Regions from separate parts of the Homo sapiens genome. Here region 2 is linked to region 1. The links are chromatin loops, found by intact Hi-C in ENCODE. Cell type or tissue: IMR-90. All regions are shown on one strand. Links, peaks and the distances in the headings refer to the core of each region. The heading gives the core; the rest is flanking DNA. Region 1 overlaps PSMD1 (proteasome 26S subunit, non-ATPase 1). Region 2 overlaps ARMC9 (armadillo repeat containing 9).

Region 1 (8,727 bases), core at 291-8,290:
AAGGCTAATTTAGCTTCGAAGTCCGAAGAAGATAGATTTCATTGAACTAAAAGGAAATTCAGCTTCAAAGTTAGATCAAATAGCACGTTAGCTAGGCATCGTTTTCCTCTCTTCTGCCCCTCCCCAGTCTCCATCCCAGGTTAGTTACTATGTCTTAGTGAAATGTTCCCACTAGCACCCAGGTTTATAGCTATCATAATACTTTCATATCTTATTTTAATTATCAAATTATCTGTCTTCTTTGTGAGACTGGAGTCTCCTTAGGATCTTTTCCAGTATGTTATTCACAATCCTCAACATATAGTTAGCATTCAGTGAATGGGGGTTAGCGTAGGGAAGAGTACAAGTAGACAATAAATGTATATAATTCATTTCTATTGGAAAAACAAGATTAAAGTATACCTGGCCTTTTTTTCAGATGAAAAATTTAAATACCTATAGTGGAGTATTAAGAAAATCTAGATTATTTGGTTGAACAGTAGAACCCTGATTCTTATAAAAATTAAAATGCTGCTTGGTTTAGTCAAGTCAAGTCAGTGTTTGGTTCTTGACTCCAAGCAAAATGTGAAGATGCCTATAAAACACTGAGATCAAGAGAAGAGAAATGTAAGCAACAGGAATCCACATTGGAATTCCAATTAAGACCCTGATTAGGCACAGACAAGCCCCATTTTTATAGGATATATTATTTAAATGAAGATTCTTGCATTTCAAAGTTCTGTGATCCAGCACTAACTCTGTTACCATCTAGCGCATGGGCCAAATCTGATAATGGTGTATTTTGTTTTGCCTGCCTAACAAAATTTGCAAGATTTTGGACAAAATCCATAGTCTACTTTTAAAAACAAAATGACCTAGTGACCCTGGACCTACACTGTAGTAAGATGTTCCCTTTAAATAGAACATGTGTTTTCCAGTTTGCTTCAGTTTTAAAAACAAAATGACCTAGTAATCCTGGACCTACACCCCCAGTAACAAGCTCCCTTTAAATAGTACATGTACTTTACAGTTTGCTTCAGTCCCCACTGCTCCCAGCCCACTTATTCCTTATTTGTTTACTTGACTTGTTCCTAAAGGCATTTGAGTTGGTAATCCCTCATAGCCTCCTAGAATCTCAGCCTTACAAGGGCTCACCAGCTCTCCCCAACTGATGGCTTGGATCTTAGCTCTAGTTCACTGGCTTTCAAACTTTATCTGCACTCTAGAGGAATAGTCTAGGGCAGCAGTCCACAACCTTTTTGACACCAGGGACAGGTTTCATGGAAGACAATTTTTTTTTCTACGACGGGGGTGGGGTGGTTTCAGGATGAAACTTTTCCACCTCAGTTCAGTAGGCATTAGATTCTCATAAGGAACGTTCAGCCTAGATCCCTCGCGTGCGCGGTTCACAATAAGGTTCACATTCCTATGAGAATCTAATGCCACAGCTGATTTGACAGGAGGCAGAGCTCAGGTGGTAATGCTCACTTGCCCTCCGCTCACCTCCTGCTCTGCAGCCAGGTTCCTAACAGGCCATGGACAGGTCTGCAGCCCCAGGATTTGGGGACCCCTGGTTCCAGGCCATATATTCTCCCAGCAGTCCAAACTTCTGATTAAACAGAAGCAGCTCTGATTTCATTCCTTTACATATTGTGTTTCCTTAGAAAAATTTCAGTTAGGGTTAGAGGTTAAGTTTTCTTTTGTAAGTGGTAGTGCTCTCGTTCAAGTGTTCAAATTCAACCCCTCATTTTGCTAATGGGAGAAAAGGAATTAGAAATAAAGTGTTTTGTCCATGGTTACAGGGCTAGTTAATGTCAGAGCTCCTCCCACCAATTTAAGTGGCTTAATAATTCGTAGGGTAATGCTCAATGCTTTCGTAGATTTTTATATAGCTGCATATAAATCTTCATAATTTGTAAGGGATATTTCTCAAAATTCTAATAATGTTTATGCTGCTTAGCACCTAAAAGACCAAGAGTCAGAACATATTCTTTACTGTTTTATATAAATTTTTATAAATGTGTAAGTATATTATAAATATGTATTTGCATATGATTGAAGCGGAAAGAGTAAAACTAAGCAAACTATCTATGCTTGCCTCTGCTATGGTGTGCAAAAAGTATATACTAAAACTTTGCTTTTTATTAACACATGAAAAGCCAATATATAATGCAGATTAATACTTAATTTAGCATCACAGTTTTGATACCCTTCAGGCCTAGTTTTTGAAAAACGCCTGCCTATAGAGAAAGTAAGTCTAGATGTGTGCTAAATCCAGTTAAAAGTACACTTCCAATTTTGGAGAGCCTGGATAACTCACTAATTCCAAGGACTGCATATTAGACTGCACATATGAATTGTGCTTTTAAAATCATCACCAGATGTTTCCCTACTGCAGCACTTACAAATCTTTATTATTGCCTGGGTGTAGTGCCTCACATGCTTGTAATCCCAAGACTTTGGGAGGCTGAGTCGGGAGGATCATATGAGGCTAGGAGTTTGAGACTAGCCTGGGCAACATAGTGAGACCCTCGTCTCTACAAAAAATTTAAAAATCAGCCAGGTGTGGCGGCCCGCACATGTAGTCCTAGCTACTCGGGAGGCTAAAAGAGGAGGATCCCTTAAGGCCAGGAGGTCGAGGCTGCAGTGAGCCATGATCGTGCTGCTGCACTTGGGTGCAGTGTTTCACTCTGTCACCCGAGCTTGGGTAACAGTGAGACCCTATCTCTTTAAAAAAAAAAAAAAGAAAGAAAGAAAGATATCGTTATTATTGTCCTACTATAATAATAGGACAATACTATTATTGTTCATGGTTTCTCTCTTTTTCTACAGGTGGTCATAATGTCACAATCTCCTTGCAGTCCAGGACTGGGCATACTCATATGCCTTCTGTGGTTGGCGTCCTTGTATTTACCCAGTTTTGGTTCTGGTTTCCTCTTTCACACTTCCTGTCATTGGCTTATACCCCTACCTGTGTCATTGGCCTTAACAAGGACTTAAAGGTATGTCTGTGAGACCTCAGCTTTGTAGTATTTCCTGTTCACCGTATCTTATTCATATTTACCGCCCACTTGCAAGGATTTCCATTAAATTTTAAAGATGAGTTAACATCTTATAATAACATTTTCCCTTCAAGTTGAATCGTCACCTTTTTGAATGGAGTGTGTCATTGAAAGTTTTGAAAAGCATATCTCCTTACTAGCTGTGTAACTTCAAGTAATTAGTTGAGAAAGAATGGTGAGAGAGGGGGCTAAATATAAACATACGAAGAGGCTTTATATACCACTCTGATGAATTTTATTTAATACTAAAGCCTGGGAACTGTCGAAGGATTTCAAATGATAAATGAACATGAGATTTCCATTTAGAAAGATCTTTCTGGTATCAGTGGAAACTCATTACAATGCTATTGCAGTAGTCTGGGCAAGGAAGAATGCAAACCTAAACTAAATCTTCCAGAGTTATCTGATACTCGAGTGGTTGATGGAAGAAAGAATTATTACTAAAGGGAAAAAGCAAAATAGGAGGATGACCCTTTGGTAGAAGCAGGAAACAAGACCAACTGTGAGGAGCTAGGGAATCTGATGGAATGTAACTGCTGACTTAAGTCAGAAATTTAAGGCACTGCGTGCCCTGTCATCACATTTGTGGTCATATTTTTTTAATGGAGTTTGTGTTTAGGTCTTTCTTAGTCCTGTGACTTGATGATTCATCTTCTTGTTCTTTAAAAGTCAAAAGGCTTTTTGACCTTTAAATAACTCTTACATCTGGTCATCACTGTTGAAATGTTCTACTAAATTTTCAGAGTGGAAAAGTTTTAGGCTTAAAACTGACTGGTAAAAATAGAATATTTCTTTGTATTGATTTTTCAGTATAGCTGTACAGCCAGTTATCCTTCGTTAAGTGTTTCGGTATTAAAACTGCTCACATTTGTAAATATTGAGCAGCTTTATTGTCAGAACAAGAATCCCTTGGTTTCCCAATCCCCAACTTTTAACATTGTAATTAAACATCCTGTATAACCTATTTTATTCTCTGCCAAACAATTTTATGACTGCTGTTTTTACTCTTTGTGATGAAAATGGGATGGAGAAGATAAGGTTCTTTGTCCTTATGGTGGTATTTATTATCATCCTCCATCAATGCAGATTGGGTAAATAGAGAAAAATTCAGGCCGGGTGTGGTTGTGCACATCTGTAGTCCCAGCTGCTTGGGAGGCTGAGGCAGGAGAATCGCTTGAACCCAGGAGTCAGAGGTTGCAGTGAGCTGAGATTGCACCACTGCACTCCAGTCTGAGCAACAGGGTGAAACTCTGTCTCAAAAAAAAAAAAAAGAAAGAAAGAAAGAAAGGAAGCCGAGGCGGGTGGATCACGAGGTCAGGAGATTGAGACCATCCTGGCTAACACAGTGAAACCCCGTCTCTACTAAAAATACAAAAAAAATTAGCCGGGCATGGTGGCGGGCACCTGTAGTCCCAGCTACTCGGGAGGCTGAGGCAGGAGAATGGCCTGAACCCGGGAGGCAGAGCTTGCAGTGAGCTGAGTTTGCGCCACTGCACTCCAGAGCCTGGGCAACAGAGCAAAACTCCGTCTCAAAAAAAAAAAAAAGAAAGAAAGGAAAAATTGAGACCAAAGAACTTTAAAACTGGTCACTAGGTAATGTGAAGCTGACTTTCTATTAGGCTCATGTTACACTCTTACAAGGCATGATTATATATGGTGTGGAAATTGTATTCAGGCTAGTGTAAGTTACTAGTCTGGTACAAAGAAGGGAAATGGCAGTTTGTATGCAGGATAGACCATCAAATGCTTTACAAAGGAGAGAACAGTTGATCTGATGCTCACACCATGAATAGGACTTACCCATTGAAGCAGGTTGGTTTGTTCATAAAGATAAAGGGATGCCCATTCAAAGGCACAGAGATTAAGAAAAGTATAGAGAACTGCAGGTAATTCTGTAAAGAACCTAAAAACTAAATCAGTAAAAGTAGACATGGCTTTCAGAGAGGAGTCATAACATAGTTGAACATACAGCCTGCATTAAAACTTTGGTCTCCTTTTGTATCCGTATGCCTGTGGAGAGCACAGAGTACTTAAAGCCAATGTTATTTTAATGGAATTTCTTCAGATGCCGAAAGTTCAGTATAAATCGAACTGTAAACCATCCACATTTGCATATCCTGCCCCTCTGGAAGTACCAAAAGAAAAAGAAAAGGAAAAGGTAGGTTCTTTGTTCCTTTTAGCAGCATTTGTACTTAAATATAGGAGCCACTGAGTATTTTACTTTTTCTTTAACTATCTTTTATGTTTTAAAAGTAACACTTCTTATGCTAACATTTGACATTACACAAGAATATGAAGTGAAAGTCCTTTTTGTCTCTTGGTCATCCAAGTCTCATGTCACAGGAGTCACAACTTCTGAATCCCTCTGAAGGTTTTCTCTGCACATGTCAGTACTTTTTATACCACGAATAAAATTATTCTCTACATACTTTTCTGCATCTTGTTTTCACATTAACTATATTTTTTTTTATTTTTAAAACTTTCAATGTATACAGATCTCATTTTTTCCCAGAGCTGCAAAACAATGCCTTTACTATGTGTAGTACTGTTTGTTTTACCAGTTTTTTCTTTGATATTCATTTAAGGTTATTTCTCATTTGTTAGCCCTACACAAGTGAGCCTGGAATTGAAAGTCTTTATACACATGTATTTGTGCACTGTGTGAGTATATCTGTAGGTTAGAATCCTGGATGTCAGGTTACTTGATCAAAAGTAATGCACATTATGTTCATAGTTATTAACTAATTTGCCTTTCAAAATGGACATAATCACTTTATACTCCTACCAACTGTGTATGAGGACACTCCTGTATTAAAGAATAATACATTAAAGAGTTGTACTTGCCCATAAAGTTTTACTCAGTAAAATTATACTTTTTTTGATACCTTATATATAGGAAAGTGGCTCTTTCTCTCATAATTTTCATATTGGCCAGTTGTTGATTATTTGCTGTAAATTTTGTGTATAAGTAAGGATAATTAACCAAATTTGAGGGTAGCAGTTAAGGAATAGCCTTGACAGCATCTTGTTTCATCAGCTATGTTTCAGACCCTCCTTTGGGTCTGAAACAAAGTCAGCTTTTACACCAGTATTGCCCAGCTTTTCACCTTTGTTTTCAGCAAGACCCATGAAGGAGAATAATATAGGCTAACCACTCACCCACTGTGTATTAGCATTGTAAGACATATAGTCCAGAGAGGATATCTACAACCAGCGCTGAAGGAAATTGTTCTATTTTCCATTGCTTTCCTGTAAAGCAAAAAGGCTATAGCACCCAAATCTCAATCTTGGAAGTACATGAGAGCAAATTCATATCCAAGGTAGGCTACAGATCAAAAAAAAGGGAAGAGTTATATTGGACACAAGCCTCCAAGAACTAAAGATTCACTTGATGACAAGAGTAGTAAATTATTTCAGTAAATGTCCTGCTTAGTTTTCCCATTTATTCTTTGATTTATATATATTTATATATATATATATATATATATATATATATATATATATATATATATATATATATATGTAATACAGCTAGGAAATAGAATAGTGTTGTAGGACTGAGTTCTCTAGGGCTTGCATGTTTGTATGTCAGTAAGGGATTACAACAGTTTACCCTGCTCATTTCCCCAGGTTTCTACTGCTGTATTATCTATAACTGCCAAGGCTAAAAAGAAGGAAAAAGAAAAGGAAAAAAAGGAGGAGGAGAAAATGGAAGTGGTAGGTATAAATTGGTGGTCATATGGATTGAAGTATCTCTGTCTCTGTCATGGTCGAGATTCTTCCTTAGTTGAATATTATTCTACCTTGCTCTTGGCTTCCTTCAAACAATTATCCTGTTGCCAGCATGTAGAATCATCAAACTGTACTTGAAAGAGACTCGAAAATATATCCATTTGTGGGAAGAATAGAAGGGTACAAATCAGTAAAAAGTTCCTGGAGCAAATGACAACTAAAATAGGTTTTGAAGGGCAAAGTAGGTTTTTCACAGACAAGATGATGAGGTAGGAGAAAGAAAAACCCTTTCAAGCAAAGGGATTATCACTTGTTTAGGTAGACCTTTTTCTGATCTCTGCTGGTAGAAAAACCTTTTTAATCCTTTAAAACCAAGTCAAATACCATTCTCATTCCTAAGCAGAGTTACTTTTCCCTCCTCTGAGTCTGATAGCACTTTAGTTGTACTTCCATTACTACCGACCACTACCTCTTGTACCTTATAGCTGCTCAGTCAACTTCAGATGTTACTCAGTTCTGTGGAACAGAAATGAACTTCTGTTGAACTTTTTTTAAATTTTATTTTATAGGATGAGGCAGAGAAAAAGGAGGAAAAAGAGAAGAAAAAAGAACCTGAGCCAAACTTCCAGTTATTGGATAACCCAGCCCGAGTTATGCCTGCCCAGCTTAAGGTCCTAACCATGCCGGAGACCTGTAGATACCAGCCTTTCAAACCAGTAAGTTACCAGTGACTCTTAGCTGTATATACCAGTGGGATATTAATCCATAGGACAATAGAATATTGATAGAGAATGATAAATCTCCAAAGCATTGGAGCAAGCTCACTAGTTCTAAGAAATTATTTAACAAAAGAGAGAATGTTCTTTTCCATTTCATATAGATTTGGGAGAATTTTTCTTTTCCCTGTGTAACCCTACAAACTCCCGTCTTCTACCACAGACATACGACGTAGGAGTTCCTAATACAACAATTTGATTAGGAATATAGACTCTACAGCCAAGCATACAGGATTTGAATCTTGAGTATACTGCTCAGGCTAAGTGACCTTAGGCCAGGTACTAAATCTCTCTCTGCCTCAGTTTTCTTTATTATAAAACAGAGATTACCATCCCTGACTCAGAAATGAGGCACAGATTGAACAAGCACTGAGAACAAGACTTGGGACTGCTCAATAAGTATTGATTACTATGGTAATTACACCGTTGTCTTTTTTTTTTTTCTATTTCATTACACCATTGTCATAAATGCATTGCATTTTAGTTAGAAAAGGATCTTCATGGAATTTAATTTATTCCAAGACAGAGTGCTTCATGTTAAAAACAAATGCTTATCAGAAATATGAGTGTGATACTGCCTTTATCTTCCAGGTTCTTGTAGATAACTAGAGCGCCATCAGTAGACCCATCCAAGACATCCAGATGCTAGATCTGTCTAAAATGTCAGAGATTCGATTTCTAGATCCTTATCCTTATACAAGAGTAAACTTATTCTTATCAACCTGATGGTGGGTCAAAGGCAACTCCTATCTATAATTGTGAGTCGGGGTCTTAACCTGACTAATTTATCAGCTAGAAGAGATAAAGCCAAGGGATGCAAGATAGTGTATGTAGTGGTTTAGAGCTGGAATTTGGCATAACTGGGTTTTTATTTCTACTGTTAGCTGTGTGACTAAGACAAGTCATTTAATCTTTGTATTTCAGTTTCCTCATCTGTAAAATTGATATGGTAATGCTACCTACCTCCTGTTGATGTTGTGGAGATTAAATAGGTTGTTACATGTAAAGCACCTAAAACAATGGTAAATGCTAATCTGTAGCACTGCCTGATCTGTAGTAGTTGCTGTGTAGTGTTAAATGAATGGACAGAATCATCAATGGATACCTTTAATGCAGTCACTGTCTGATCTGCAACCTGGTTCATCTCGGTGGCGGTTTTACAGAGAACGTATTCTAAC
Region 2 (8,727 bases), core at 526-8,525, 59 kb after region 1:
TGCATCACTTGAGGCCAGGAGTTTGAGACCAGCCTGGCCAACATGGGGAGACCCCGTCTCTACTAAAAGTACAAAAATTAGCCGGGTGTGTAATTCCAGCTACTCAGGAGGCTGAGGCAGAACAGTTGCTCAAACCCGGGAGGTGAAGGTTGCAGTGAACCAGGAGTGCCACTGCACTCCATCCTGGGCAACAGAGTGAGACCTTGTCTCAAAAAAAAAAAAAAAAATTACAGAAAGCAAGGATTCTCACCTGCTCGAATGGCAACCTAACAATTTTTACATTATCACACACAGAATTGACTTTTTCAGGATGTATAGTCCTATGAATTGTAACACACATATGTTTTGTTTGTTTGTTTGGTTGGTTTTGTCGCCCAGGCTGGAGTATAGTGGCGCGATCTCGGCTCACTGCAACCTCTGCCTCCTGGGTTGAAGCGATTCTCTTGCCTCAGCCTCCTGAGTTTAGCTGGAGCTACAGGTGCGCACCAGCACACCTGGCTAATTGTTGTATTTTTAGTAGAGATGGGGTTTCACCATGTTGGCCAGGCTGGTCTTGAACTCCTGACCTCAGGTGATCCACCTGCCTCGGCCTCCCAAAGTGCTAGGATTACAGGCGTGAGCCACCGCGCCTTGTTTGTTTGTTTTTTGGAGACAGAGTCTCATTCTGTCACCCAGGTCACTCTCACTCAACAGCAACTGATGCAATTCTTCCAAATCCCAGTACATTTCAGCATCCCATTCAGTTGTAATTCTGTAAAACAACTTTCATCCCTCCTGAATAGTAACTGCTAAACTGAAGGTTACTTAGTTGACCGCTTTCATTAAAGCAGGCCTTTTGTAGAGTAGCCCAAGTTGAAATTTTTGCTGTTTTTTCTTGATCATTCTAGATTTAGTTTTACCTACTTCCTCTCCCAGAAGGTTGAAGAAAAAAGTGGTTAAGAAGGTGATTAAATCTGGAAGGGTTCAGATGTCTTCGAGGATAAAACAAAGAAAATAATAAAAATAAATTTTAAAAAATTAAAAATTAAATTAAAAAATTTCTAAAAATAAATATTCTTGGAAGGAGATGGTAGATTTTCTCACAGTGAGACTTCTGTTCCTAAGTATTCTGTTCGTGAATATTCTGGCATAGTGGCATAGATAAAGCTTGGATCCAGGTGGCAGTAGAGCTGGCAGAATCGGGGATGGGGCCTAGCAGAGGCTGCAGCTGGCAGCTTGACTCACTCAGATTTGGTGTTCCAAGGTGGAGTTCAGCTTCTGGTGGTTTAAGGAATTTAATGACCTTCCGTATTCATGGAGATTCATTTTATTCCATTTTTTTCTTTTGTTAGTCTACATATGTTCTTTTAATGGTAATCACAGATATTTTAGTATGTATACATAATCAAGTCAGTCTTTTGTTTTTTTTTTTGAGATGGAGTTTCACTCTTGTCACCCAGGCTGGAGTGCAATGGCTCAATCTTGGCTCACTGCAACCTCCACCTCCCGGGTTCAAGCGATTCTCCTGCCTCAGGCTCCTGAGTAGCTGGGATTATAGGCACACGCCACCATGTCCGGCTAATTTTTGTATTTTTAGTAGAGACGGGGTTTCACCATGTTGGCCAGGCTGGTCTCAAACTCCTGACCTCAGGTGATCCGCCTGCCTCAGCCTCCCAAAGTGCTAGGATTACACGTATGAGCCATCACGCCCAGCCATAAAGTCTAAATTTAATCTTTATTTTCTTCCAGAACATTCAAGGAACTCAGAATGCATTAACTTCATTCATCCCCTTCACAATTTATGTCCTTTTTTTTTTTGTCAAGTATCTTAGTTATATATTTTAAATGTACAAATTAAGAAGTTTTACTATTTTATGCAATCAGTGTGTGTAGATTTTCCCTTATAGCTACCAGTATTTTTGTTCATCATTCCATCTTGTGTTAAAGACCTCTTCCATCTGGGATAGTCGTCTCCTCTTATTTAAGTACATGTCTTTAAAACCCCCTTTCCTTGAAGATCTCTTCTTTCAGTTCTTGTTTGACTGCAGTGTCTTTATTGCTTTCTCAGATAGGATTAGAATACTAGGTTTACAGTTATTGTCTCTTACTACATTGAAGATACAAATCCTAGCTAGATTGCATCATTTCCTAGCTCGCATTGCTGCTATTTTGAAGTTGGCTGTCAGTCTAATTGCCGTTCCTTTGAAGGTGATCAATCTCTTTTATCTGGCCTCTGGGTTTGTATCATTTCCCTACAGTGTTTCTAGGGATAGATTTCTATTTTTACTTGAGATTTGTTGGGTTTCCTGGATGTGAAGTTTTGTGTCTTTCAACAACTCTGAAAAATTCTCAATTAGTATCTCTTTGTATAGTATCATTCTCTTTATTATCTCCTAGATATCTGACTAAATGTATATTAGACCTATTATATTCTCCATGTCTTTTTTTTTCATTAAAAAAATTGTAAAATACACATAACATAAAATTTACCATTTTGACTTTTCTTTTTAGTATTAAAGAGATGGGGTCTCACTCTATCCCCCAGGCTGGAGTGCATGATTATAGCTCACTACAGCCTTGACCTCCTGGGCTCAAGTGATCTTCCCACTTCAGCCTCCCGAGTAGCTAGACTATAGGCGTGCGCCACCACCATTTTGACCATTTCTGAGGGTTCAGCTGAGTAGTGCTAAGAACGTGCAAATCATTGTGCTCGCCATACCTTTTAACATCTTATGTTTCCTTCTCTTAATCTCTCTGGCTGTATTCTGGGTGATCTCTTCACATCTGCCTTCCAGTTCACAAACTCACCCTCCAGCTATGTTTAGTCTGTTCTTTAACCTTTTCATTGAATTTGTAATTTCAGTTAACTCTTTTTTTTTCAGAAGTTTATTTTTTTGTTGTTTATTGAAATTGCTGGGACATTTTTATAGTCTCTCATTCCTTCCTGTCTTTTATTTCTTTAACACATTAAAACTTTAGGCCAGGTGCAGTGGCTTACAGCTCTAATCCTAGCACTTTGGGAGGCCAAGGTGGGCGGATCACCTGAGGTCAGGAGTTCCAGACCAGCCTGGCCAACATGGTGAAACCCTGTCTCTACTAAAAATACAAAAATTAGCTGGGCATGGTGGCTAATGCCTGTAATCCCAGCTACTCCGGAGGCTGAGGCAGGAAAATCTCTTGAACCCGGGAGGCGGAGGTTGGAGCAAGTCGAGATCACACCACTGCGCTCCAGTTTGGGCAACAGAGCGAGACTCCATCTCAAAAAAAAAAAAAAAAAAAAAAAATTCCTTGGCTTCCTAGCTCTAATTTTCCTCCTGTCTCTGACCTCCTGTTCATTTAACAAATCGACCCACCACGCCCAGCTTGGAAATGTTCTTATTCTCAGAGTTGAAAGCACAGAAAAAATAAGAATGGTCAAGAAAAAAATAGGTGACTCATGTCCAAAGAGGCTTTATTTCAGTCTCATCCCTGTCATTAGCAGAGCATCATAAAGTAAGTAATTACATTGAAAACACATATTTGTTGGTAATACAAAATAGTAATCAACAACAGAGCAATCTAACTGGAAGTCTGTATGTCCCAAGCATTTTGTTTTGTTTGTTTTTTGAGACATAGCAGTCCTTTCCTGAGATTCTTCTCTGTGTGGTTGAGCGTAGACCACCTTGAGTTGTAGCACCTGGGTGATTTCCCTAGGGCTGCCCTAGCAAAGTACCACAGGCCAGATGCCTTAAGACAGCAGGCATTCGTTGTCTTACAGTTCTGGAGGCTGCAAATCTGAAATCAAGGTGTTGGCAGGGCTATGCTGTCCCTGAATCCTAGGGGAGGATCCTTCCTTTCCCCTCCCAGCTTCTTGTAGCCACGGGTGTTCTGTGACTGTGGCAGCATCATTCCAGTCTCTGTCTCCATTGTCCCATGGCCGTCTTCCTTCTGTGTCTGTGTCTAAATTTTCTTCTTCTTGTAAGGACATATTGGATTAAGGTCATATTGGATTAAGGACACACCCTACTCCAGTGTGACCTTATCTTAACTTTAATTACATCTGCAACGACCCCATTCCCAATGACCTCATGTTCTGAGGTACCAGGGGTTAGGACTTCAGCATGTATTTTGAGGGAACACAGTTCAATCCATAATAACACACACCTTATAAACAAAGTTATCATGCAGTATCAGGGAATTACACAATTTTTTAAAAATATAAGAACTCTCTGGTCGGGCATGGTGGCTCATGCCTGTAATCCCAGCACTTTGGAAGGCCAAGGCAGGTAGATCACTTGAGGTCAGGAGTTCGAGACCAGCCTGGCCAACATGGTGAAACCCCGTCTCTACCAAAAAAAAAAAAAATACAAAAATTAGCCAGGCTTGGTGACCCTCGACCCAGCTACTCAAGAGGCTGAGGCAGGAGAGTTGCTTGAACCTGGGAGGCGGTGGTTGTAGTGAGCATAGATCGAGCCACTGCACTCCAGCCTGGGTGACAAAGCAAGACTCTGTCTCAAAAAAAAAAAAAAAAAAGAACTTTCTGCTCATCTGGCAGTATTTTTTCTAGAAATCAGATGACATGCTGGCTAGAATGATTGGGTGGGGGTGGGAGGCATGGAGGAGGGTACAGAGCTGGAGAGGCAGAGACAGTGGGGAAGGATGGAAAGGTCTGAGGGCCATGGGGCAGCATCTAAGAGGATGGTGGGTATGAATTTTTAGTGGCTTCGCTGCATTTTTGTGGAACTTCTTGGTTTGGGTGGAAGATATTTCTGTATAAAGAGTATAAGGAAAATTGTCCTGAGACAAAGATTGTTACTTGTTATGTTTTTTCTTATTTAAGTCATTAATTTTTTCTTCTTGATGAGCATTATTTGAGATAAATAATTTGTTTTTAAAGGACAAATCATGCTAAGACTATATCATAATTCTTGACATGGTGGGGTATTTGTGGCAGAAAATAGCTTCTGTCCTTTTTTCTTATCTAGACGAGGTTTGTGGAAATGAGTCCCTTTCTTGGGGAGACTCTCAGTAACTTAGTGATAATTGTTTATGTTACGCCTCCCAGTGCTGTGCGTGCCTAGACTGTACTGAACTATTTTTGGTATGCAGCCTAATAAGGTTCCTTGTCACGACTGTGTTTAAATCACATGAAATACTCAAATCATGTTCAGGGTTATTTTTTCCCTGTTTATGAAAGAACTCTATTTTTTCTTCCTACTGTGGGCACTTGAATCTTCTGTAAATGAGTTGGTCAGATGTCCTAAGACCTGTTTTTCACAGCCTCACGTCACTGGCATTTTGGTTTTGGTTTCAATCACTGTGCAGGGTTTTTTAGCCTAATGACCTCAACTTGATGATGCTATTGGTACTTAGTAATCTAATGTTTGTATTTTTGTTCCCTTTTTTCTTTAGGATTCCTGGACTCCAGAGTTAAAGTTGAAGTTGATAAAGTTTCTAGCTTTAATATCTAAAGCCAGCAACACGCCAAAGCTTTTAACAATATATGTATCCTTTTGAAGCAAATAGAGACCACCTATGGTTTTAGAGCAGATTTTATTTAGAGTTGCACGCTGGCTTAGGTTTATTGAGGTTGCCTCATTAAATCGGGATAATTAATAGTGTTGCTTTCATATTTACAAGGTCAATGAATCATTAATGGCAGGGCCTATAGAGATCAACTTCTATATCATTGGATCTCTGAGACTTTCTTTTTGGCAAGGTCTTATTTTGATGTCACGTGGCTAGAAGTTGTCTTGGTAGAAAAGAAAGTTTACCTTCTTGTAAAAGAATTCCTTGGGATAATTGTCCCTTTGCAGAATGTCACTTAACCACTTTTAAGCCCTTCAGGCCATGGCATATGGATCGGGTGACCATCTAACTTGTCATTCAAATTGGGACTTCTTTTTAAATAACTTTATTGAGGTGTAAATTTACATACCATAAAATCTACCCATGGTAAGTGTACAATTTAATGCTTTTTGGCAAACGTACAGAGCTGTGCAGTATCACCACAGTCCAGTTCAAACTGGGACACTTTTGAAAGTAAAAAGGGGCACTAACTGGACAAAGTACCAGGGTGACAGGTGTAAATAGAGCCTGTTTCAGAAAGAGCAGAACGTTAGGTCACCCAACCCATGGAAGACTAATTTCCCAAAGGTTATTAGTTTTTAAAGACAAGTATCTCCTTTTACTTGGAATAAAAATGTATCCAAAGTTATTTCATAACAAGAACATAATGTTTTGAATGGTAAAATTGGTCACTGTTTAGTTTAATTTCATGAAAAATTTAGGCTACTTTGCTGCGTAATACCTTCTGCTTCCTTTCTAACTCCAAAGCATTTGACTTTCTTGACCTAATTGAGGTTTTATTTGTCACTAGGACTCCATGCCACATTTCTACTTGAGCTTCCTAAGCCTTCCCTGTTGCCTGTATTCAAATTCCTTAGCCTGGCCTGAGCCGAACGGACTGATCTACAGCTCTCGTCTCTGCCTTTATATCCTTAAGGCTTTTGTTTAAATTCTTCTGTTTGCCTACATACCACGATGTTTGCATATCCAAACCTTTTCCTTCCTAGAGTTCCATATACAGTGATTTTCAGTGAAACTAGAACTTTTCCAACTTGACTTATAATTATTTGAATACGCTTTAAAAAAGCATTTCTCAGCTTAATTTTTTTTTTTCTTGATACTGCTCCTTGTGGAACAGGGCTACCCCATAGGCAGTGTGCCCAGAGTAGCTCAGCTTAATAATTATGGGTGCCAATATGTTAAGAATCTAATCAAAATGATTTACATGGTAAATTATATTAGTTATATTAAAAATATATTAGTATACTCAAAACAGTACCTGACTGGGCCCCGTGGCTCACGCCTGTAATCCCAGCACTTTGGGAGGCTAAGGCGGGAGGATCACTTGAGCCCAGGAGTTTGAGCCCAGAGTGGGCAACATGGCGAAACCCCATCTCTGCAAAAAGTACAAAAAGTTAGCTGAGCATGGTAGCATCCATATGACTATAGTCCCAGCTATCTGGGGGAGACAGGTGGGCGAATCACCTGAGCCCAGGAAGTTGAGGCTGCATTGAGCTGTGTATTCTGCCATTGAACTTCAGCCTGGGCAACATAGTGAGACCCTGTCTCAAAAAAATAAGAATAAAAAAAGATCATAGTACCTATTTTATAGGAAGAGTATGAAGATTGAGTTAATACATATAACTTGTATGAAACAGTCCAGTATATAGTAAGTGCTTGATAACTGTTAGCTGTTGGCATTAGAATTTTTAAGTACTTGTCACCTTTCATCCTGTTCCACATGCTTTGAAGCATATGCTGAAATATAGCAGGTAACTATAAATAACATTCTAATATTTTCCTTGTTACATGAAAATACTTGTAGTTCAGTTCAATACATTAAGCTTCTACTATGAGTCAAATATTGTTCTAGGATTTAGGGATATAAAGAAAAGGCCAAGATGTAATTCTCTTAGCCAAACTGGAGCTTTGAACAATAAAATAGGAGTCTGTGAGGCAAACAGAGGAGGGATGGGAATTACAGGTAGAGGGAACAGCCTGTGCAAAGGCACTGAGACAGTGCCTGGGAAACTGAAATAATTTAATATTACTGGAGCAGAGTATTGGCATAGACAAACTCAGAGACTAGGCAGGGCCTAGGTCATAAAGGTTTATGCCAAGTCCTATAAGGAATAAGGAGCCTTTGAAGCATTTTAAGTAAGAGAATAACAGTTGTATTTGCAAAAAATAACTTTTTACTTCCTGATTATAAAATCAACTATATTCCTTATAGAAAATTTGGAAAGTACAGAAAGGTTTTTAATACAGACATACACCCAAATTGTAATAAAGGTAGGTACATGTATGTGTGTGTATATTTCTATGCATTTTTATCAAAGGAAGAGAACATCTTCCCATATCATTAAATAGCCTTCAAAAGCAGGTTAAGTTCCCTCAGAGGTTTAAACGTAGAGTTACCACATGACCCAGGAATTGGTCCAGGCTGTACACCCAAGAGCTATATACCCTAGCTATATACCCAAGAGAAATGAAACATACATATGTCCACAAAACAACCTGTACACAAATGTTCATAGTAACATTATTCATAATAGCCAAAAAAATGCAAACAACTCAAATGTCTATCATCTTATGAATGGATAAACAAACTGTGGTGTTATCCAAATGATGGAATATCGTTTGATATCATCCAGCCATAAAAAGGAATGAAGCACTGATTCATGCTGTAACATGAATGATCCTTGAAAGCATTATGCTAACTGAAAGAAGCCAGTGGCAGGGACCAGGTATTATATGACTCTATTCATAAAATGTCCAAAAGAGGCAAATCTGGAGAGACAGAAAGTATATTAGTGGTTGCCAGGGGCTGGGGAGAGCAGGGAAAATGGGAGTAACTGCCAGTGAATACAGGGTTTCTTTTGGAGGATGATGAAAATGTTCTAAAATTGATTGTAGTGATGGTTGCATAACTCTGAAAATACTGAAAACCATTGAAATGTACACATTGATTGATGATTGATTGATTGATTGAGTCAGAATTTTGCTCTTGTCACCCATGCTGGAGTGAAATGGCGTGATCTTGGCTCACTGCAACCTCCGCCTCCCAGGTTCAAGCGATTCTCCTGCCTCAGCCTCCCAAGTAACTGGGATTACAGGCACCCACTACCAAACCTGGCTGATTTTTGCATTTTTAGCAGAGACAGGGTTTTGCCATGTTGGCCAGGCTGGTCTCAAACTCCT

Evidence for each region. Hi-C counts contacts between places; a loop is a spot of excess contacts. Peaks named below come from ENCODE experiments on the same cell type or tissue, not always from the same donor. Only the 100,000 strongest peaks of a DNase experiment are listed, where the experiment ranks them.
Region 2: it touches region 1 in a loop (4-fold over the local background); 3 of 110 quality-filtered maps call a loop at or near these places.

The regions. Positions count from the first base shown.
Region 1 is chr2:231,158,529-231,167,255 of GRCh38, forward strand. It overlaps PSMD1 (proteasome 26S subunit, non-ATPase 1), which reads left to right. Exons shown (of 25, transcript NM_002807.4): 20 at 2,812-2,981; 21 at 5,107-5,199; 22 at 6,672-6,758; 23 at 7,343-7,489. Among named protein-coding and RNA genes, the nearest start is that of ARMC9, 36 kb to the right of the region's middle. In IMR-90, for the core only: no CTCF peak of the experiment used is centred there; a DNase peak (open chromatin) is centred at 3,593; H3K27ac peaks cover 5,021 bases.
Region 2 is chr2:231,217,358-231,226,084 of GRCh38, forward strand. ARMC9 (armadillo repeat containing 9) reads left to right here. Exons shown (of 25, transcript NM_001352754.2): 6 at 5,371-5,463. Among named protein-coding and RNA genes, the nearest start is that of ARMC9, 23 kb to the left of the region's middle. RefSeq lists an enhancer at 5,083-5,382. In IMR-90, for the core only: no CTCF peak of the experiment used is centred there; DNase peaks (open chromatin) are centred at 5,164 and 6,424; H3K27ac peaks cover 3,330 bases.